Linked DNA regions of Homo sapiens: region 2 is linked to region 1. Evidence: chromatin loops called from intact Hi-C (ENCODE). Cell type or tissue: mammary epithelial cell. All regions are shown on one strand. Each heading gives the region's core, and the rest is flanking DNA. Links, peaks and the distances in the headings are about the cores only. Region 1 overlaps ABCC1 (ATP binding cassette subfamily C member 1 (ABCC1 blood group)). Region 2 overlaps ABCC1 (ATP binding cassette subfamily C member 1 (ABCC1 blood group)).

The links. Peaks named below come from ENCODE experiments on the same cell type or tissue, not always from the same donor. Only the 100,000 strongest peaks of a DNase experiment are listed, where the experiment ranks them.
Region 2: it touches region 1 in a loop (4-fold over the local background); 3 of 110 quality-filtered maps call a loop at or near these places.

What each region holds. Positions count from the first base shown.
Region 1 is chr16:16,099,772-16,110,174 of GRCh38, forward strand. ABCC1 (ATP binding cassette subfamily C member 1 (ABCC1 blood group)) reads left to right here. Exons shown (of 31, transcript NM_004996.4): 20 at 2,856-2,946; 21 at 6,967-7,102. Among named protein-coding and RNA genes, the nearest start is that of ABCC6, 120 kb to the right of the region's middle. RefSeq lists enhancers at 1-474, 475-974. In mammary epithelial cell, for the core only: no CTCF peak of the experiment used is centred there; no DNase peak of the experiment used is centred there.
Region 2 is chr16:16,040,265-16,050,667 of GRCh38, forward strand. It overlaps ABCC1 (ATP binding cassette subfamily C member 1 (ABCC1 blood group)), which reads left to right. Exons shown (of 31, transcript NM_004996.4): 8 at 4,186-4,416; 9 at 5,572-5,749; 10 at 7,878-8,039. Among named protein-coding and RNA genes, the nearest start is that of ABCC1, 96 kb to the left of the region's middle. RefSeq lists a silencer at 1,088-1,382. In mammary epithelial cell, for the core only: no CTCF peak of the experiment used is centred there; a DNase peak (open chromatin) is centred at 5,267.

The DNA of each region.
Region 1 (10,403 bases), core at 1,182-9,181:
AGAGCTGATCCCTTCAAAAAGCCAACAGGGGGCCAGGCACAGTGGCTCACACCTGTAATCCCAGCACTCTGGGAGGCCGAGGTGGGTGGATCACCTGAGGTCAGGGGTTTGAGACCAGCCTGGCCAACATGGTGAAACCCCGTCTCTACTAGAAATACAAAAGAATTAGCCAGGCACGGTGGTGCATGCCTGTAATCCCAGCTTCCTGGGAGGCTGAGGTGGGAGGATCGATTGAACCCAAGAGGCAGAGGTTGCAGTGAGCCAAGATGGCACCAGTGCAATCCAGCCTGGGCGACAGAGAAGACCTTGTCTCAAGACAAGGAAAAAAAAAAATGCTGAGAGGATGGTGGACTAACTGATGTTCAGATTCCTCCTCTTAGGCGCTTGGTCCTCCTCCGTGCAGAGTGGAATTTTCCAGCTGCCCAGTTCGACCTGTGGGCTAATTGGTGGGTTGAGAGGGTAAGACAGCCTTAGCGAGCACTGCATGCCTGCAGAAGCTCCCAGCTGACCATGGTGGCTGCGCTCAGTGACGAACAGGAGAAGTGAAGGCTGAGGCTTATAGGAGGGTGGCCTGAGGCTGCTGGTAGGAGAGCGGGGGGGCTCTCTGCGGCATGCAGCCTCCAGATGGGGGTCCCTGGGAGTGTTCTGGAACATTCTCATCCCTGCACAGAGAAAGATGGTTAAGGGCATGGCTGGTTCCCAGTGTCACACATGTGTGTGAGGACAGGCTGCATGGGAAGTCCTGCTTGGTATCATTCTTCCTTCCTGGGTGATGTGGCTATTTGTGTTTTGTTTGTTTTTTAAGTTAGTGTTTAGTTAGTTTAGACAAAACAAAACAGATGCTGACATTAAAGGGAATGTTTAAAGCAGAGTTTCTCAGTTCCTGGCTGTGCCTAGAATTCTCTGTAGAACCTGTTTAAAAATGTATTTAGTAATAAGCAACACGGGGGTCGCCATCACTGAACACTTGCTGTGCCAGGCACTGCGTGCAGTCTCGTTTCACCCTCTCGCAAATGAAGGTTGGGTCTGCTGTTCCTGTTTTGCAGATGTGGAAGATGAGGCTCAGACAGATTTATCATTTCCCCAAGGGGCACAGCCAGGAAGTGAGAGAACACTTCCCACATATCACAGTTCCTGGAGCTCTAATCGAGACTCATAGCAGGGACTGGGCTGGACACGAGGGCACCTGCTCAGTTTTTAATTTTAATTTTTTGGTTTATTTTCTTTTATTCGTGTTTTTTAGATTTTTTTTTTATTTTTATTTTTTATTTTTATTTTTAGACAGAGTCTCGCTCTGTCACCCAGGCTGGAGTGTGGTAGCATGATTTCAGCTCACTGCAACCTCCGCCTCCCGGGTTCAAGCAATTCTAGAGCCTCAGCCTCCCGAGTAGGTGGGATTACAGGCATGCACCACCACGCCCAGCTAATTTTTGTATTTTTAGAATAGAGTTGGGGTTTTTCCATGTTGGCCAGGCTGGTCTTGAACTCCTGGCCTCAAGCGATCTGCCCGCCTCGGCCTTGAAAGTGCTGGGGATTACAGGTGTGAGCCACCGTGCCCGGCGGCCACCTGCTCATTTATAAAGCCCCCCGTGACTCATTTACAACCAAGACTGAGAATTCCTGGCATGGAGTGCCTCCCTCTGTCCAGGAATGATCTGCAGCCCCCTCTTCCCTTCCAGGTGTGTCTGTGTCTCCCTGTGGCTGTTTCTGCAAGATTTTGCATTTTTGAGCTCTGCTTTTATTCATGTCATCACCCGAGCATGTTCCCAGGGTCACCCTGACCATGCTGCTGGCTGCGTATTTATCCCTTTTGTATCTTCTGTCCTGGGTCCTCTCCCACCTTCTCTGGGGTCAGCCCTGTGGTGCCTTACATTGTGCTGCTTTCTCTCCTGGCACCAAAGAATGAGGCAGTCAGTGCGGAGTGGGGGCAGTAGTCATCATCATCACTGAGTTATTGTGAACCGGGAAAGAGATATGATCTGTGTTGACACGACACACGGTGCCCAAGTGCACTTGATAAATGTTGGCTGTCATTGTCATTGTTGATGTTCCGGTGATTATTGTTGATGCTGGGTGGATTCTTCCTGGGATCAGGGCAGATATCCAGCTGCTGTGTCCCTTGGTGTCCTTATCAGTGTCCTTCCTAATTCTGCAACCAAGGCATCTGCCAGGGCTGGGGTCTCATCTGAAGACTCAATCAGGGAAGGGTCCACTTTGAAGCTCACCTGGTTGTTGGCAGAACTTGGTTCCCCAGTTCAAATGTTGAAATACTTTATTACTGTGGAAACAGCCACTGCCCCAGGTACCTTTTACCCTGAACTCTTGGGACCTCTCTGTGGTCTAGGAACTGAAGGGTTAACTCCTGGCACTACAGGGGTCTCCGGGCCTCTGCCTGTTGGCTGATGGCCTTGTCAAATTGGTTATCTATTTTGAATATCACTTCTTCTTTCAATGCTTGGGAATCACGGGGCTATGCCCTTTCCCTCATGCGTTTCCTTGCATCCTGGTCCTAGGAAGTGAGCTTAACATAGCAGGGCTACTGTTTTCTGGGCTGGGTTTTACCCATTGCTGCTGGCACAGGATGCTGGCTCAGGCCCAGTGCCCTCAGTGGATGGAGCCTTCTGCACAGTTGCAAAGCACTGTCCCTACCCCAAGGGACTGAGCTCCAGATACCACCTGCCCCACAACCAGACAGCCTGTTCATGGCCTCTGCAGAGCAGGTCTCCTACTTTCTGATCATCCTGGCGGCCAGGTGCTCTGTGGTCTCCTCACTGAAGTGGCCGGTTTTTGTTGCCCTTGGTTTTAGCATCTGCCTCATATAACCCCACTTGCCCCCTTTGTCTCTCTTCTGCCAGGGGTCACGGGCGTCAGCGGTCCAGGGAAGGAAGCAAAGCAAATGGAGAATGGCATGCTGGTGACGGACAGTGCAGGGAAGCAACTGCAGAGGTAAGGGCGGGGAGGAAGGCCCCAACCTAAGGACCCTGCCCTGCCAGTGGGAGGACAAGAGGAGGAACAAAAAAAGGCCTCAGCCCCCTGAGGTCCTGGAAGGCCTGGGCTTTTACCTTCCCTCCCAAATCCTCCAAGGACCTTGCTTTTCAGAGTACAGAGGCCCAAAGAAGGAATGTGGCACTCTTTTTGCCAGGTGGCACAACTCACACAGGCCTCATGATTTAACCAGCTGTCCACGCTTCTGACACTCGGGCTCCCTACATGGTGTGGGTCTTTGCTCAGGTCTCTTGGCGGGGCCTGGAAGGTTCAGGCTTTGTGAAGCAGCATTTGATTTAAAACTGTCTCAAGGCCAGGTGTGGTGGCTCCTGCTTGTAATCTCAGCACTTTGGGAGGTTGAGGCAGGAGGATCGCTTGAGGCCAGGAGTTTGAGACCACAGTGGGTAACATAGCAAGACCTCATCTCTACAAAAAAGGAAGTATGCTCGTGTTTGATTATAGAGGGCTTCCTTAGATCCCTGGGGATTTATAGCGTATGCAGTATATTAACCATCCTAGCTTTTAAAAAACTGGCTAAGTCGGCCAGGCAGGGTGGCTCATGCCTATAATCCCAGCACTTCGGGAGGCTGAGGCGGGCGGATCACCTGAGGACAGGAGTTGAAGACCAGCCTGGCCAACATGATGAAACCCTGTCTCTACTAAAGATACAAAAATTAGCCAGGCATGGTGGCAGGCGCCTGTAGTCCCAGCTACTCGGGAGGCTGAGGCACGAGAATCGCTTGAACCCAGGAGGTGGAGGTTGCAGTGAGCCGAGATTGCGCCATGGCACTCCAGCCTGGGTGACAGAGCGAGACTCCATCTCAAAAAACAAAAACAAAACAAAACAGCAGCAGCAGCAGAAAACAGTAAAACAACAACAAAAATTGACAAAGTCGGAGCCTAAACGTATCAGACCGCGGAGATCTGAGAAAGGATCCCGGACCTGCAGTTGCTACAGGGGTCAGGAGAGAGCAAAGACCATGCGGCATAGCACGGTGCCTGGAACAGACAAACACTTCGTAGATGTCGCTTTTGCCATGGTTATCATCCGGACATGGTTATGGTCCGGAATTGGTGGGTCTTGGTCTCACTGACTTCAAGAATGAAGCCGCAGACCCTCACGGTGAGTGTTACAGTTCTTAAAGGTGGCACGTCTGGGGTTTGTTCCTTCTGCTGTTCGGATGTGTTCGGAGTTTCTTCCTTCTGGTGGGTTCGTGGTCTCGCTGGCCTCAGGAGTGAAGCTGCAGACCTTCGCGGTAAGTGTTACAGCTCTTAAGGTGGCGTGTCTGGAGTCGTTCGTTCCTCCCGCTGGGTTTGTGCTCTGGCTGGCTTCAGGAGTGAAGCTGTAGACCTTGATGGTGAGTGTTACAGCTCACAAAGGCAATGTGGACCCAAACACTGAGCAGCAGAAAGATTTATCGCAAAGAGTGAAACAATAAAGCTTCCACAGTTTGGAAGGGTACCCCAGTAGGTGGCCACTGCTGGCTCTGGCAGCCAGCTTTTATTCTCTTATCTGGCCCTACCCACATCCTGCTGATTGGTCCATTTTACAGAGAGCCGATTGGTCTGTTTTTACAGAGTGTTGATTGGTCCGTTTTGACAGGGTGCTGATTGGTGTGTTTACAACCCCTGAGCTAGATACGTAAGTTCCCCACATCCCCACTAGATTAGCTAGATATAGAGTGTTGATTGGTGCATTCACAAACCCTGAGCTAGACACAGGGTGCTGATTGGTGTGTTTACAAACCTTGAGCTAGATACAGAGTGCTGATTGGTGTATTTACAATCCCTTAGCTAGACATAAAGGGCCTCCAAGTCAGCACCAGACTCAGGAGCCCAGCTGGCTTCACCAGGTGGATGCCACACTGGGGCTGCAGGTGGAGCTGCCTGCCAGTCCCGTGCCGTGCGCCCTCACTCCTCAGCCCTTGGGCGGTGGAAGGGACTGGGCGCCATGGAGCAGGGGCGGCACTCGTCCGGGAGGCTCGGGCCGCGCAGGAGCCCATAGCGGGGAGGTGGGGAGGCTCAGGCATGGCAGGCTGCAGGTCCCGAGCCCTGCCCCGCGGGGAGGCAGCTAAAGCCCGGTGAGAAATCAAGTGCAGCAGCTGCTGGCCCAGGTGCTAAGCCCCTCACTACCCGGGCTGGCGGGGCTGCCCGGCAGCTCTGAGTGCGGGGTCCACCGAGCCGACGCCCACCCAGAACTAGCGCTGGCCCGCAAGCGCCCTGTGCAGCTCCGGTTCCCTCCCGTTCCTCTCCCTCCACACCTCCCCGCAAGCTGAGGGAGCCGGCTCCAGCCTTGGCCAGCCCAGAAAGGGGCTCCCACAGTGCAGCGGCGGGCTGAAGGGCTCCTCAAGCGCTGCCAGAGTGGGTGCCAAGGCCGAGGAGGCACAGAGAGCGAGCGAGGGCTGCGAGGGCTGCCAGCACGCTGTCACTTCTCAATCTTACACAGCCTAAATTCTAGTGGGAGACTCCAGACAGTGCATGAGTGTAGAAGGATGTAAGATTTTCTGTCGAGGTGTGTGGATGTGTGAAGTCCTAGGTCATGAAGCAGGAAGCCCCAGCTCCCCATTTGAATTCTAGATTCCATCCAGAGTTGGTTCCAGTTGCTCCCTCTGCCACTCCCTGAAAACTCACTCTTGCTTTCAGATTTGAGGGCCACTTCCACCTCACTAGGCCTTAACTAAAGACCTTTGCACAGATCTCATGGGTAAGGAAAGTTTACCCAATCCCAGGCGCTAATTCAAAGAGGGGAGGTGGTGGAGGTTTATTCGGCCTTCAGGAAGTGTTTTCAGGGGACACAGTTCTGGGGGTGCAGGGATGACTCATATGGGGCTCTTGACCTCAGTTAGCTTATAATCTTGTGCAGGAGATAAGTGGGTAGAGGAAAGTATAGAAATTTCCACGGCAGTGAGCCGCAGCTGTGTTTTGCATGGTCTCCATAATTTCTTTTCTTTTCTTTTCTTTTTTTTTTTTTTTTGACATGAGTCTCCCTCTGTCGCCCAGGCTGGAGTGCAGTGTGCAGTGGCGCGATGTCAGCCACTGAACGGAAAACTGTGGGCGACGCAATCTGTGATCATCTCTGGGGGTCTGCATAAAGCTCATGACCACTGATGTGCGAAAAGTGCTTTTTTTTTTTTTTTTGAGACAGGGTCTTACTCAGTCGCTGAGGCTGGAGTGCAGTGGTGCAATCACGGCTCACTGCAATTTCTGCCTCTGGGATTCAAGCGATTCTCCTGCCTCAACCTCCCAAGTAGTTGGGACTGCAGGTGCACGGTACCACGCCTGGCTAATTTTTGTATTTTTAGTAGAGACGGGGTTTCACCGTGTTGGCCAGGCTAGTCTTGAACTCCTGGCCTCAAGTGATCCGCCCACCTCGGCCTCCCAAAGTGCTGGGATTACAGGTGTGAGCCACTGCACCTGGCCAAATAATGCTTTCTGAGTAACACGCTTGCATGAAGGAGCAGTCAGGCAAGATCCCACCCCAGTGCCCACCACATTTGTAAAACAAGAAAATCGAACTAGCTGGGTACTTTGCCCTATGTTTTTCATCATATGTTACATTTTGAATCTTTTTCATGTTTGAAAAATGATCTACGATGTGCCCTTTCTGTTATATCTTTTATTGGCTTTTTTTTTTTTGAGATGAATTCTAATTGATCTCAGAAAAAAAAAAAAAAAGCACGCACTTTTTATATACCAGTTGTCATGGGCTTTTTGCAGGCCCCCAGAGATCATCACAGATTGCGTTTCCCATGGGTCTCATTCCTGCCTGAGACACTGCCTTTCTCTGGGTACCTATAAACCTGGAGAGTGACATGGTGGGGTGTGGTGCATATATTCATATATATGTTTACATGTGTGCATGTGGAAACACTCCGTCTCTTATGCCATGGTTCAGACCCACAATAGCAGTCCCAGCAGGGAGCCCTCCGACCCTGCCCAAGGCATCTGTACGGTTGACACCCTTGTGCTTTGCTTCTCCAGACAGCTCAGCAGCTCCTCCTCCTATAGTGGGGACATCAGCAGGCACCACAACAGCACCGCAGAACTGCAGAAAGCTGAGGCCAAGAAGGAGGAGACCTGGAAGCTGATGGAGGCTGACAAGGCGCAGACAGGGCAGGTGAGATTCGCTCCTTAAGTGATGACAGTGGCTGGAGTTTATAGAGCGCCCACTGTGCACTGGGCACTGTGCAAAGTGCCTTGTCTATGTTAACTCACCTGTCCATCACAACACACCTGTGAAGATACTATTTGCAGCACCAGAAACTGAGGCCAGAGAGGCTAAGTGACTTACTCACGGTCACCCCTGGTCAGCGGCAGAACTGGGATTTGAACCCTGGCCAACTCCAGGGTTAGTACTTGTAGTCTCTGCTCTATTGACTGCCTGAGCAGCTCAGGGGGGTCTCATTCGCTAGAGGTGAGCTGGATGCTTTAAATCAGGGCTTCCTGCAACGTGGGGTTCAGTTGTGCATGAGATGGTGTCCGGTTGTGCACAGACGCATTAAATGACAGAGGAATGTTTGTTTCATTTCTTTTTTTAATTTTTATTTTTTTGAGATGGAGTCTCACTCTGTCACCAAGGCTGGAGTGCAGTGGTGCGATCTCGGCTCACTACAACCTCTGCCTCCTGGGTTCAAGCAGTTTTCCTGCCTCAGCCTCCTGAGTAGCTGGGATTACAGAAACTTGCTACCTTGCCCAGCTAATTTTTGTATTTTTAGTAGAGACAGGGTTTCACCATGTTGGCCAGGCTGGTCTTGAACTCCTGACCTCAGGTGATCCACCCACCTTGGCCTCCCAAAATGCTGGGATTACAGGGGTGAGCACCGCGTCCTGCCTGTTTTTCATTTCTCATTTGGTCCTAATGATTACGTCCCTGAGAAAGTCCCAGTTGGGTCCTACCCTGCCTTCTCAACCTATCAACCACTATCCTCTCTTTGTAACAAGGAGACCGGGTTTTGAGCTCCTGTTTTATTGTTTTTAAAGATCGTCTATTTTGGGCAAGTGTTAATAATTCTCCATTTATGGTGGTGATCCAAAGTTTATTTTTAAAAATAAATGTGGTTTTTTTTGTTTTTGTTTTTAAAGGGAATGGAATTTTTAAAGTAGGTAAAAAATAAGCATGCAGATAAAGAAAAACAAAAAAAAAAACATGAAAGGTGGTAGCCGGGGAGTGGGGCTGGGGCACTTTCTCTTAGATCTGCCCGGATGTGTCCAGAGCTTCCGAGGACTGTCTGTTCCTGGCTTCTTCCTTAACTTGTCATCAGAGTCAGGACCGTAACAAGGGGCAGAGGTGACTCTGGTGTCCTCTCTCGCCTTACCCTTAGTGACCCTCCAGGAAGCCAGAGAAGTTACCCCAAATCGCAGGACATGGGAAGGAAGGGCCAGAGATGCCAGGCCCATTTAATCCTCATTTAACTCCAATTTTATATTCAAGGAACATCAAAGCCAGGGGGCTTGTTACTTGTCAAAGTTGGACCCAGAGTGGAGCCAGGCACAACACGCTTATCGTTTCTTTGTGTCTTTTTTTTTTTTTTTTTTTTTTTTGAGACGAAGTCCTGCTGTGTTGCCCAGGCTGTAGTGCCGTGGCGCTCACCGCAACCTCCGCCTCCCGGGTTCAAGCAATTTACCTGCCTCAGCCTCCCGAGTAGCTGGGACTACAGGCCTGCGCCACCATGCCTAGCTAATTTTTGTATTTTCGGTAGAGATGGCGTTTCACTATGTTGGCCAGGCTGGTCTCAAACTCCTGACCTTGTGATCTGCCTGCCTCAGCCTCCCAAAGAGCTGGTGCTGGGATTATAGGCATGAGCCACTGCGCCCGGCCTTTTTTTTTTTTTTAATTTGTTTTCTTTTTTTTTTTTCTGAGACAAGGTCTGACTCTGTCACCCAGGATGGAGTGCAGTGGCACAATCATGGCTAACTGCAGCCTCCACCTCCCGGATTCAAGTGATTCTCCCACCTCAGCCTTCCAAGTAGCTGTGACTACATGTGTGCACCCCCACGCTTGACTAATTTTTTTAATTTTTTTGTGGAGATGAGGTTTCGCCCTGTCGCCCAGACTGGTCTTGAGCTCCTGGGCTCAAGTGACTGGCCCGCCTCCCAAAGTACTGGGATTACAGATGTGAGCCACCACACCTGGCCACACACTTGTCATTTCTGACCCCCGAGCCCACCACATTCCACTACTCATGAGAAAGAGGTTCCTGAACGCTGCAGGCTAATTTCAGGGACAGCAGGCAACTTGGCCGCATGACAAAGCCAAGTGGTGAAATAAACACATTCTTAATTATGACCTGTCTCCTCACCCACATTTTTCATTTTCCAGAATGGGGACTTGAAAACTCAAAAGGAAGCAGCCAGTTACACATCAGACCTGTTATCTTTCACCTGTTACCTTTCAGCTAGACCGTAGGGTCAGATGATTTTTGTTTTTTTTTCTGGTGAGGGGCAGAGCCTCACTGTGTCGCTCAGGCTGGAGTGCAGTGGTGTGACCAACGCTCACTGCAGCCTTAAGCTTCTGGGTTCAAGAGCTCCTCCTAGCTCAGCTTCCTGAGTAGCTGGGACTATAGGTGTGGACCACCACACCTAGCTAATTTTAAAATTTTTTGTAGAGACAGGGTCTTACTGTGTTTCCCAGGCTGGTCTCAAACTCCTGGGCTCAAGTCATTGTCCTGCCTTGGCCTCCCAAAGTGCTGGCATTATAGGTGTGAGCCACCGCACCCAGTCCAGATGATTTTCATGACCCAAAATTCAGCATGAAAAGCTTGAAATGACAATGAGCACAGACACGGGTAAAGATCCCTGGAATTTCTTGAAACCAAGTCAGGTGGTTTAGGTGGGGGCTGGCCTAAAGCAGATTGCCCTGTCTCTCATGTCAGGCGGCTAGACACATTTGTTTAGCCCCATGCTGGGCTCCACAGGGAATATAGGAGGGAAAGAAACTCCAACCTTCACCTCCTGGAGCGAACTGGGCACTGGGAAGATGGGTGAGATGGTATTCTGTGCTCAGAGTGAAAAGAGTTGGAGGAGGCTGGCCCAGTTGTGGTGTTGAGGTGACATTTGGCCTTGGTTGCCAGGCAACATGTCACACGTTGCTTAAAACTCATTGGTGGCTTCTGCTTTCTGTCAGTCTTGGCTAAAAGTTGGAATCCTGACCCGAGTCTCCCATGCCATGTGTGGTCTGACTGCGACCGGTTTTTCCAGCCTCTTGTTCCTTGCTGCCCCATGATCTCCTGGCTCCAGCCACCAGTGCCTTCTCTCAGTTCCCCAGATGCACTGTGTTCCCTCCTACCTCAGGGCCTTTGCACATGCTGGTTCTGCCACCTTTTTTCCATTTTCAGCTGGTTTAACTCCTTTTTTTTTTTTTCCCCCTGGAGGCAATGTCTCCCTCTGTCACCCAGGCTGGTGTGCAGTAAGTTTGGCTT
Region 2 (10,403 bases), core at 1,501-9,500, 59 kb before region 1:
GAATTAATTAATTAATTTTATATTTTATATTTGTTTTTTTGAGATGGAATTTTGCTCTTGTTGCTTAGGCTGGAGTGCAGTGGTGCTGTCTTGGCTCACTGCAACCTCCACCCCCCGGGTTCAAGCGATTTTCCTGCCTCAGCCTCCGGAGTAGCTGGGATTACAGGAATGTACCACCATGCCCGGCTAATTGTGTATTTTTAGTAGAGATGGGGTTTCTCCATGTTGGTCAGTCTAGTGTCAAACTCCTGACATCAGGTGATCTGCCTGCCTCGGCCTCCCAAAGTGCTGGGATTACAGGTGTGAGCCACTGCGCCTGGCCTTTTTAAATTTATTTTATTTTATTATTATTATACTTTAAGTTTTAGGGTACATGTGCACAATGTGCAGGTTAGTTACATATGTATAGAGACAGGTCTCACTGTGTTGCCCAGGCTGGTCTCCAAGTCTTGGCTTCAAGCAGTCCTCCTGCCTCAGCCTCCCAAATAGCTGGGATTACAGGTGTGAGCCACCACACCCAGCTGAGTTCTGGTTCATAACAACCCAGGCTGTCCTGGGGAAGGTGGATATTTAGGGACAAGAGTGAAGGCAGGGAGACCAGGGTGGGAACCTCAAGGGCTGTCCATGAAGTCCCTTCATGCCTCACCGGGAGCCGCCATTGTATTTATTTATTTATTTTTTGAGACAGGGTGTCACTCTTTTGTCCAGGCTGGAGTGCAGTGGCACGATCTCGGCTCACTGCAACCTCCATCTCCTAGGCTGGAGTGATCCTCCCACCTCAGCTTCCCTAGTAGCTGGGACTACAGGCACGTGCCACCACACCTGGCTAATTTTTTTTTTTTTTTTTTGTAGAGATGATATCTCGCCATGTTGCCCAGGCTGTTCTCAAGCTCCTGAGCTCAAGCAGTCCACCTACCTTGGTCTCCCAAAGTGCTGGTATTACAGGCGTGAGCCACTGTGCCTGACTGGAGCCTCCATTTTTCACCCAGAGCATTTTCTGAGAATTCAGTGAGATATATGATATGATAAGCTGTGCCCTAGCCCTGAGTACATGCTGGGCAGGTTTTAATTGTACAAGTTTTATTTATTCATCTGTACACTTTGATCTTGCCAGGGAGGATGTGGTGAGAACTGGGTCTTGGGGCTTGAAAGCGGGCCACCTGAGAAGGGTCTGGCTCTGTGAGTACCTTGGTGTTTAGAGATCCTCAGCGTGGAGCCAGGGGATCATTTACTTGGGACATTGGTAGACGGATCGCTTGCTTTATTCCCAGAGGCATAAGCCAGATCTGGCACCTGTAACCCCTGTGAACCTGGAGAGAGTGAGAAGGAAAACCCTGTCCTAGGCTGGAATTTCCTGGTGTGGCCCCTTACACTCAGATCCCTTTTGTTAACCAGAGAAAGGAATGCAGCTCGTGCAGCTCTGGGCTGCTGGGTATCCTAGGCTCGGGGATCAGGTGATGGACGCCAGGGCTGGGGGCTCTGCATGGCTTCCTGGATCCTTTTACCACCTCTCTTCACCCATGAGTGACTCCTTCTCAAAAGTCAGGTGTGGCTGGGCATGGTGGCTCATGCCTGTAATTGCAGTACGTTGGGAGGCTGAGGCGGGAGGCTCACCTGAGTTCATGAGTTCGAGACCAGCCTGGCCAACATGGTGAATCCCTGTCTCTGCTAAAAATACAAAAATTAGCCGGGTGTGGTGGCGCTCACCTGTAATCCAGCTACAGGGGGGCTGAAGCATGAGAATTGCTTGAATTGTTTGGATTTAAAAACCCAGTGCTTCATTGGTTTGTGTGTAGTGGTTTTATGTTCTCTTTTGTGTATGGCCACTCAGAGCTTAGGGCCATTTTGGACTGTGGTTTCTGCTGGCATGAATGTGAAATGCTTCTGTGACTCTGGAAGAGTTTGGCAGTTTTTTTTTTTTTTTTTTTTAAGTTAGACACAGTGAACATACCACCAGTCACCCCCTTCCCAGGCATCCAGCCAACAGAGCTGAGAACATATGTTCATAAAAGGCTGGTACAGGAATGTTCTTAGCTACTTTGTGATAACCCAAACTGGAGGTAAGCCAGACATCTATTAGCAAGTGAACAGACAGATGCACCAGTTATGTACATCTGCACAACTGAATACTAAGTGATGTACAAGAACGAACTATTGGCCGGGCACAGTGGCTCATGCCCATAATCTCAGCACTTTGGGGGCCCAAGGCAGGCAGATCACTTGAGGTCAGGAGTTCAAGACCAGCTTGGCTAACATGGTGAAACCCTGTCTCTACTAAAAACATAAAAATTAGCTGGGTGTGGTAGCGCACACCTGTAATCCCAGCTACTCGGGAGGCTGAGGCAGGAGAATCGCTTGAACGCAGGAGGCGGAGGTTGCAGGGAGTCAGGATCGCACCATTGCACTCCAGCCTGTGTGATAGAGCAAGACTCCATCTCAAAAAAAAAAAAAAAAATCCCTATAAGATAAAGACTACTTTTTTGGTGACAGCTTTATTGAGATATTCATACACCGCACAATTCATGTATGCAGAACATACAATTCACTGATTTTTAGTGTGTTCACAGAGTTGTGCAGTCATCATCACAGTCAATTTTATTTATTTGCTTTTTAAGACAGAGTCTTGCTGTGGCGCTGAGGCTGGAGTGCAGTGGCACAACCTCGGCTCATTGCAACCCCCTCCTCCTCCTGAGTTCAAGCGATTCTCCTTTCTCACCCTCCCAAGTAGCTGGGATTACAGGCAACCGCCACCATGCCTGGCTAATTTTTTATATTTTTAGTAGAGACAAGGTTTTGCCATGTTGGTCAGGGTGTTCTCAAACTCCTGACCTCAAGTGATCCACCCGCCTCGACCTCCCGAAGTGCTGGCATTACAGGCATGAACCACTGCACCCAGTCAAAAAAAAAATTTTTTTTTAGAAATAGGGTCTTGCTGTGTTGCTCTGGCTGGCTGGACTGTTTTTTTTTTTTTTTTTTTTTCCACTGATGTATATATGCCTATCCCTTTACCTGTCTTGATGATTGTTGTTCTTTTTTTTGTTTTGTTTTTTTCTTTTTGAGACTGAGTCTTTTTGCCCAGGCTGGAGTGCAATGGTGTGGTCTCAGCTCACCACAACCTCCGCCTCCTGGGTTTAAGCGATTCTCCTGCCTCAGCCTCCCAAGTAGCTGGGATTATAGGTATGTGCCACCATGCCGGGCTGATTTTGTATTTTTAGTAGAGATGAGGTTTCTCCATGTTTGGTCAGGCTGGTCTTGAACCTGCCGACCTCAGGTGATCTGCCCACCTCGGCCTCCCATAGTGCTGGGATTACAGGCGTGAGCCACTGCGCCCAGCCTATTGTTGTTCTTTCTTTTTGAGATGGAGTTTTGCTCTGTCACCCAGGCTGGAGTGCAATGGCCTGATCTCCACTCACAGCAACCTCCACCTCCCAGGTTCAAGTAATTCTCCTGCCTCAGCCTCCCAAGTAGCTGGGATTACAGGCACCTGCCATCATGCCCGGCTAATTTTTGTATTTTTAGTAGAGATGGGGTTTCACTATGTTGGTCAGGCTGGTCTCAAACTCCTGACCCCAAGTGATCCAGCCACCTTGGCCTCCCAAAGTGCTGGGATTACAGGTGTGAACCACCACTCCTGGCCATGATTGTTATTTTGTATTGTTTTGAAATCAGGAAGTGTGAATCCTCCAACTTGATTCTTATTTTTCATGATTGTTTTGACTGTTCTGGATCCTTGAGTTTCCATGTGAATTTTAAAGTTAGCTCATAATTTCTACCTGGCAGCCAGCTGGGCTTTTGATGGGGATTGCCTTGACTCTAGATCAGTTTGGAGCCATCAGTTTTCTAAGTCTTTAACTTATTCAACTCGTTTAATCTTACCTACCTTGGAGGTAGGTCCTACTTTTATCCTCATTTCACAGAGGAGGAAACTGAGGCCCAGAGAGCTTAAGGACCTTGTCTGAAGTCACGCAGCTGGCCAGTGGCCAAGCCAGACCTTGAGCCGGTGGCTCTGGAGCCCGTGGCTCTGGAGCCCGTGTTTGTAACCACTGTGCTGAGCTGCCTCTTTCCCTGGGCTTGTTGTCTTTGACTCTGCCTTCCCTGAAGGGTGACATTCCCTGGCCATGTCCCTGTGGTAGGGGGCTGCATCTCTGGCAGACCCCACAACGGCTTCACCTCCTTGTGTTCCAGGCAGCCGGTGAAGGTTGTGTACTCCTCCAAGGATCCTGCCCAGCCGAAAGAGAGTTCCAAGGTGGATGCGAATGAGGAGGTGGAGGCTTTGATCGTCAAGTCCCCACAGAAGGAGTGGAACCCCTCTCTGTTTAAGGTGTTATACAAGACCTTTGGGCCCTACTTCCTCATGAGCTTCTTCTTCAAGGCCATCCACGACCTGATGATGTTTTCCGGGCCGCAGATCTTAAAGTAAGACCCCTTCCCTCCCAGGTGGGCTCCATTTTCCCTCCTTGGCTTTGATCTTTCAGTTGCATCAGTCATAACCCTGGGGTCATGCTGTGTCCTGAAGTGGGCTCATAGCCAGATGTCTCCATTTTTACTTTAGCTTTTTTGAAAAAAATAGAGACAGGGTCTTGCTTTGTTGGTCAGGCTGGTCTCGAGCTCCTGACTTCAAGCGATCCTCCTGCCTCGGCCTCCCAAAGTGCTGGGATTGCAGATGTGAGCCATGGTCACTGCCTAGCTTTACTTTATGCTTTACTTAATTACCATATTAGTGAAGACCACATCGTTTGCAAGTAACAGAAACCCACTAGGCTCCCCTAAAACCCAAATGGGGAGGATATGGCATTGTCTTGGGAAACCAAGAGCAAGGAAATGCCAGCAGATCTCATGAAAAAACTGCAACCAGGGTTGGGCGCAGTGGCTCATGCCTATAATCCCAGCACTTTGAGAGGCTGAGGTGGGAAGATCACCTGAGGTCAGGAGGTCAAGACCAGCCTGGCCAGCATGGTAAAACCATCTGCTAAAAATACAAAAATTAGCCGGGCGTGGTGGTGCACGCCTGTAATCCCAGCTACTCAGGAGGCTGAGGCATAAAAATTGCTTGAACCCAGGAGGCAGAGGTTACAGCAAGCTGATTGCATCACTGAACTCAAACCTTGGCGACAGAGCAAGACTTTGTCTCAAAAAAAAAAAAAAAAAAAAAAAGAATAAAAACAACAACAAAAAACTGCAACCAGGAACTGGGGAGTCAGAAAGGAAGTTGCCTCTCTCCTACCTGGCTCTCTGCTGCTCTGTGACTCAGGGGCTACACATCCCTTCTCTTTTCCTCCCTACCTCTTTACCTCGTGTTCCCTATGCAATTCCTTTGGGTGACTTGCTGGTGATGAGATATAGCTAGAGCAATTAGTGCACAACCCCAAGGCAGAGGCCTCTTTTATGAGCAGTTTGGGTCACCTGCACAGCCAGATCACCACTGTGGACTTGTTTTTCCATCTATGAAATTGAAGTGATAGTGTCTAGCTCATCTGGCTCAGGAGAAAGTTGCAGTGCCAACACTGAAGCTCTCTTCCCTGCCCCCACGTGTCACAAGTCATTCCAGGCCCTCTCTTTGCTCCTTTGCAGGTTGCTCATCAAGTTCGTGAATGACACGAAGGCCCCAGACTGGCAGGGCTACTTCTACACCGTGCTGCTGTTTGTCACTGCCTGCCTGCAGACCCTCGTGCTGCACCAGTACTTCCACATCTGCTTCGTCAGTGGCATGAGGATCAAGACCGCTGTCATTGGGGCTGTCTATCGGAAGGTAGGGGACGCTGTGCCATTGGCATGTGGCCCGACTTCCACATCCCCTCCTGCAGCCCTGGGTTACTCTGGGGCCAGCGTGGGGATTTCCAGCCCAGCTTCTGGAGCAGTAGGATGAGGGTAGCTTCCGTGACCTTAGGTGGCAGGGACAGCACGCATCAGGCATTGTACGTTAGGAAAGCTGATTTCAAGGGTGGGCGTGTAGATGTCTTTGTGTATCAGCTGTGAGTAATTGAGTTTCTTAGATGGATCAGTGGCCCTTGTTGTGGGGAAATCCAAGTTTGGATCCTCATTCTGCTGTTAACATTCTGTGTTTCAGCTTGTTGTCACTCTTTTTTTTTCGTTTTTTTGAGACCAGGTCTCACTCTCTCCCCCAGACTGGAGTGCAGTGGCATGATATTGGCTCACTGCAACTTCTGCCTCCTGAGTTCAAGCGATTCTTCTGCCTCAGCCTCCTGAGTAGCGGGGACTACAGGCGCCTGCCACCACGACCGGCTAATTTTTGTATTTTTAGTAGAGACAGGGTTTCGCCATGTTGGCCAGGCTGATCTTGAACTGCTGACCTCAGGTGATCCGCCTGCCTCAGCCTCCCAAAGTGCTGGGATTACAGGCATGAGCCACCGCGCCCAGCCTGTTGTCACTCTTAATTTGAACTGAGCAGGTGGCACATTCCTTGCATGGTAAGAGTATGTAGCAGGCATTTGTGTACATCCAATTTCAAAGGACCTAAATTACCTTCTTGATCCCTATAAATTTTTTTTTTTTTTTGTCTCGAGGTCAAGGAAACTGCTTGGCTCCTAGGTTAGGAAGAGACAGTCTTGCAGGTACTTGATGAACTAGAGGAGTGATTCTCAGGCCTGTCTGTGAATTAGACTCACCTGGGGAGCTTAAACTGATGCAGGCCAGGCACTGTAGCTCATGCCTGTAATCCCAGCAGCTTGGGAGACCAAGGTGGGGGAATCACTGGAGGCTTGGAAGTTCAATACCAGCCTGGTCAATATAGCAAGACCCTGGCTCTGCAGAAAATTTAAAAAAATTAGCCAGGTATGGTGGTGCGTACCTGTAGTCCCGTCTACTCAGGAGATTGAGTTAAAAGAATCACTTCAGCCCCGGAGTTGGAGGCTGCAGTGAGTCCTGATAGCATCCCTGCATTCCGGCCTGTGTGACAGAATGAGACCCTGTCTGAAAAAACAAAAAAACTTCCTGACACCTAGGTTGCACCAGACCAGTGAAATTGCGATTGCTGTGGTGGCACCCAGGTGTCATTGTTTTTGTTTTTTATTTATTTTTATGTTTTGAGACAGGGTCTCGCTCTGTCACCCAGGCTAGAGTGCAGTGGCATGATCTTGGCTCACTGCAGCCTCCACCTCCTGGGCTCAAACGATCCTGCCACCTCAGCCCACCACGTAGCTGGGCCCAGAGGCATGCATCACCACGCCTGCTAATGTCTTAGTGTTTTTAAAACTCACGAGGTGATAGTGTGCAATCATGTTTGAGGGCTAGGGACATTTTCCCCCACCAGGGCACGTTTGGCAATATCTGGGGGCATTTTCGGTTGTCCCAACTGGGGGCGAGGGCATGTAGTGGGTCGAGGCCAGGTATTGCTGCTAAAACTCCTACAGTGCGCAGGACAGCCCCCCAAAGAATTATCTGGCTCCAGATGTCAAGAATGCCAAGGATTAGAGACCCTGGCCCACACCCTCAGTCCTTCAGTGGGATCTGGGACCAGTAGCACTGACACAGCCTGGAAGCGTAGAAATGCAGAATCCCAGGCCACACCCCAGACTTGCAGAATCCAAAACAACTCCCCCCACCCCCCACCACTCCCCCCAGAAAAACCCGGCCGCATGTGTGCACATTAAAGCATGCGAAGCCCTGGTTTCGAGGACACCTAGGGTCCCTTGCCAACTGATGAGTTCAAGGTTGGGAGGCACTGAGCACCGCGGATAAGAATGTGGGCTTTGAGATGACACAGGCGTCCTGGGCAGACAGATAGGTCGGGAGGGGAGGAGGAGAGATCTGCGGCATTTCTGCCCCTGAGAGTCTCCTTCCTCTCCGTGGGTCTGGAGGGAGAGTCAGGCCTCTTCAGCTGCCACACTCACCCACCTTCCCTCTCCTTTGTCCCACAGGCCCTGGTGATCACCAATTCAGCCAGAAAATCCTCCACGGTCGGGGAGATTGTCAACCTCATGTCTGTGGACGCTCAGAGGTTCATGGACTTGGCCACGTACATTAACATGATCTGGTCAGCCCCCCTGCAAGTCATCCTTGCTCTCTACCTCCTGTGGCTGGTGTGTGTTTAACGCCGTTTCCCTTTGCATGCAGGGAGGGACTTCTACGTGTGGGCAGTGGGCCGAGGGAGTGGGTGTTGATGGTAATGGCATGTAGAGCTCCCTGGCAGTTCCGGCTGTGGTTCATATTTTATTTTCCAGCCTGTTAACCAATTCCTCAGTATTTTGTTCCTTTCCTGAATTGTCAGGTTGATGTTCTCCTTGGTGGCATGGCGTTTTCATTTTCTCTTTTCCTTGACAGTGTCAGTAATTAACTACCCTACAATGGACGACACATCATATTTCTCCCCTTGAATCCTCCCAAACGCTAACCAGACTCACTTATTCATTAGTCCCTAATTATGGTGGTCAAAATTCTCTCAATTGCAAGGGATATAAATCTGTCTTAAAGTAGCCTAAGTGGCCGGTTGCAGAGGCTCACGCCTGTAATCCCAGCACTTTGGGAGGCCGAGGCGGGCAGATCACCTGAGATCAGGAGTTCGAGACCAGCCTCAACGTGGAGAAACCCCGTCTCTACTAAAAATACAAAATGAGCTGGGCGTGGTGGTGTATGCCTGTAATGCCAGCTACCTGGGAGGCTGAGACAGGAGAATTGCTTGAACCTGGAAGGCGGAGGTTGCGGTGAGCCGAGATTGGGCCATTGCACTCCAGCCTGGGCAACAAGAGTGAAACTCCAATTCCAAAAAAAAAAAAAAGTAGCCTAAGTAAATAGAGGGAACTTTGGGGCTGCATGTATCTCAGAAATCTGGGGACTAGCTTCAGGTGTGGATTGATCCAGGAGATCAAGCAATGTTGTCAGTACTCAGTTTCACCCACTGCCCTGTTGTCCTCTGAGTTAACATCATTCTCAGTGGTACTTCCCTACATGGCTCCGTAGCTTTGGGCTGATAACATCCTGATAGATAAAGGTGCCAGAGAAAAGACAAGGCAGCATTTCTCTGCACAGCCAGAGTCAGTCTCAGAGAGCACTCTGATTAGCCTGGCTTGGTCCTATTCACACCCGTGAACCAATCACTGTGGCCCAGGAGGCAGAGTTCTCTCATTGGCCAGCCTGGGTCACATGTCCTCTCCCATGGCAGAAGAGATGTGATTGACAGCCCTTCCATGTGGAGAGGGAGAGTTCCCAAAATAAAATGATAAGCAAAGAGGCTCATAGCACAACACATGCCTTGTGCTTTGCTACCTCTGGATCTTTGCCACGTACCTTTCCTTCCTTCTTCCTAATTGATGAAAGCCTGCTCATCCCCCAAGGCTGTAACAAACACTACTTCCATTGATTTACCCTCCCTTCTCAATTAGATGGACTTCTTCTTTTGAATTTTGAGTCCCAATAACTTTAGTATAGGAACTCATCTAATAATACTTTCTGAAATAGTTTTTTTTGTTTTGTTTTTGTTTTGACATGGAGTCGCGCTCTGTTGCCCAGGCTGGAGTGTGGTGTGCCATCTTGGCTCGCTGCAACCTCTGCCTCCCAGCTTCAAGCAATTCTCCTACCTCAGTCTCCCGAGTAGCTGGGACTACAGGCTTACACCACCACGCCCATTAAATTTTCTTTTTTTTTTGTATTTTTAGTAGAGACAGTGTTTGATCATGTTGGCTAGGCTGATCTTGAACTCCTGGCCTCAGGTGATCTACCCTCTGTGGTCTCCCAAAGTGTTGGAATTACAGGCGTGAGCCACCGTGCCCAGCCCACTCCCTGAAATAGTTTTGTTTTGTTTTTTTTGCATGCTCAGTGTACTGCCTCCTCTTTGAAGGGTAACATGTTAGCTACTTGCAGACATATAGCAGCTGACTTTTGTGTCTTCTGTGGGTACAACCCCAGCAGGGCCTGATGCATAATGGGCACAGCTCAAATTATTATCTGTTATTGAAAGAGAAGGGCTGGACGAAATGGCTCATGCTTGTGATCTGAACACTTTGGGAGGCCAAGGCGGGTGGATCATCTGAGGCCAGGAGAGCAGCCTGGCCAACATGGCAAAACCCCGTCTCTACTAAAAATATAAACATTAGTCAGGCATGGTGGTGTATGCCTATAATCTCAACTACTTGGGTGGCTGAGGCAGGAGAATGGCCTGAATCCGGGAGGCGGAGGTTGTATTGAGCTGAGTTTGTACCACTGCATACCAGCTTGGGCAACAGAGCGAGACTCTGTCTCAAAAAAAAGAAAAAGGAAGAAGAAAAAATTACTGGTTTATTTGGCTGTAGTTTGGTTTTTTTTTGTACATTTGTAGAGCAGAAGGTGAGTAAAGTGTTTCTAATAATAAAACTCAGAAAAAACACCAGAATTTAATTGTCTAATAGGCTGGGTACAGATATAGGTGGCATGCGCCTGTAATCCCTGCACTTTGGGAGGCTGAGGTGGAA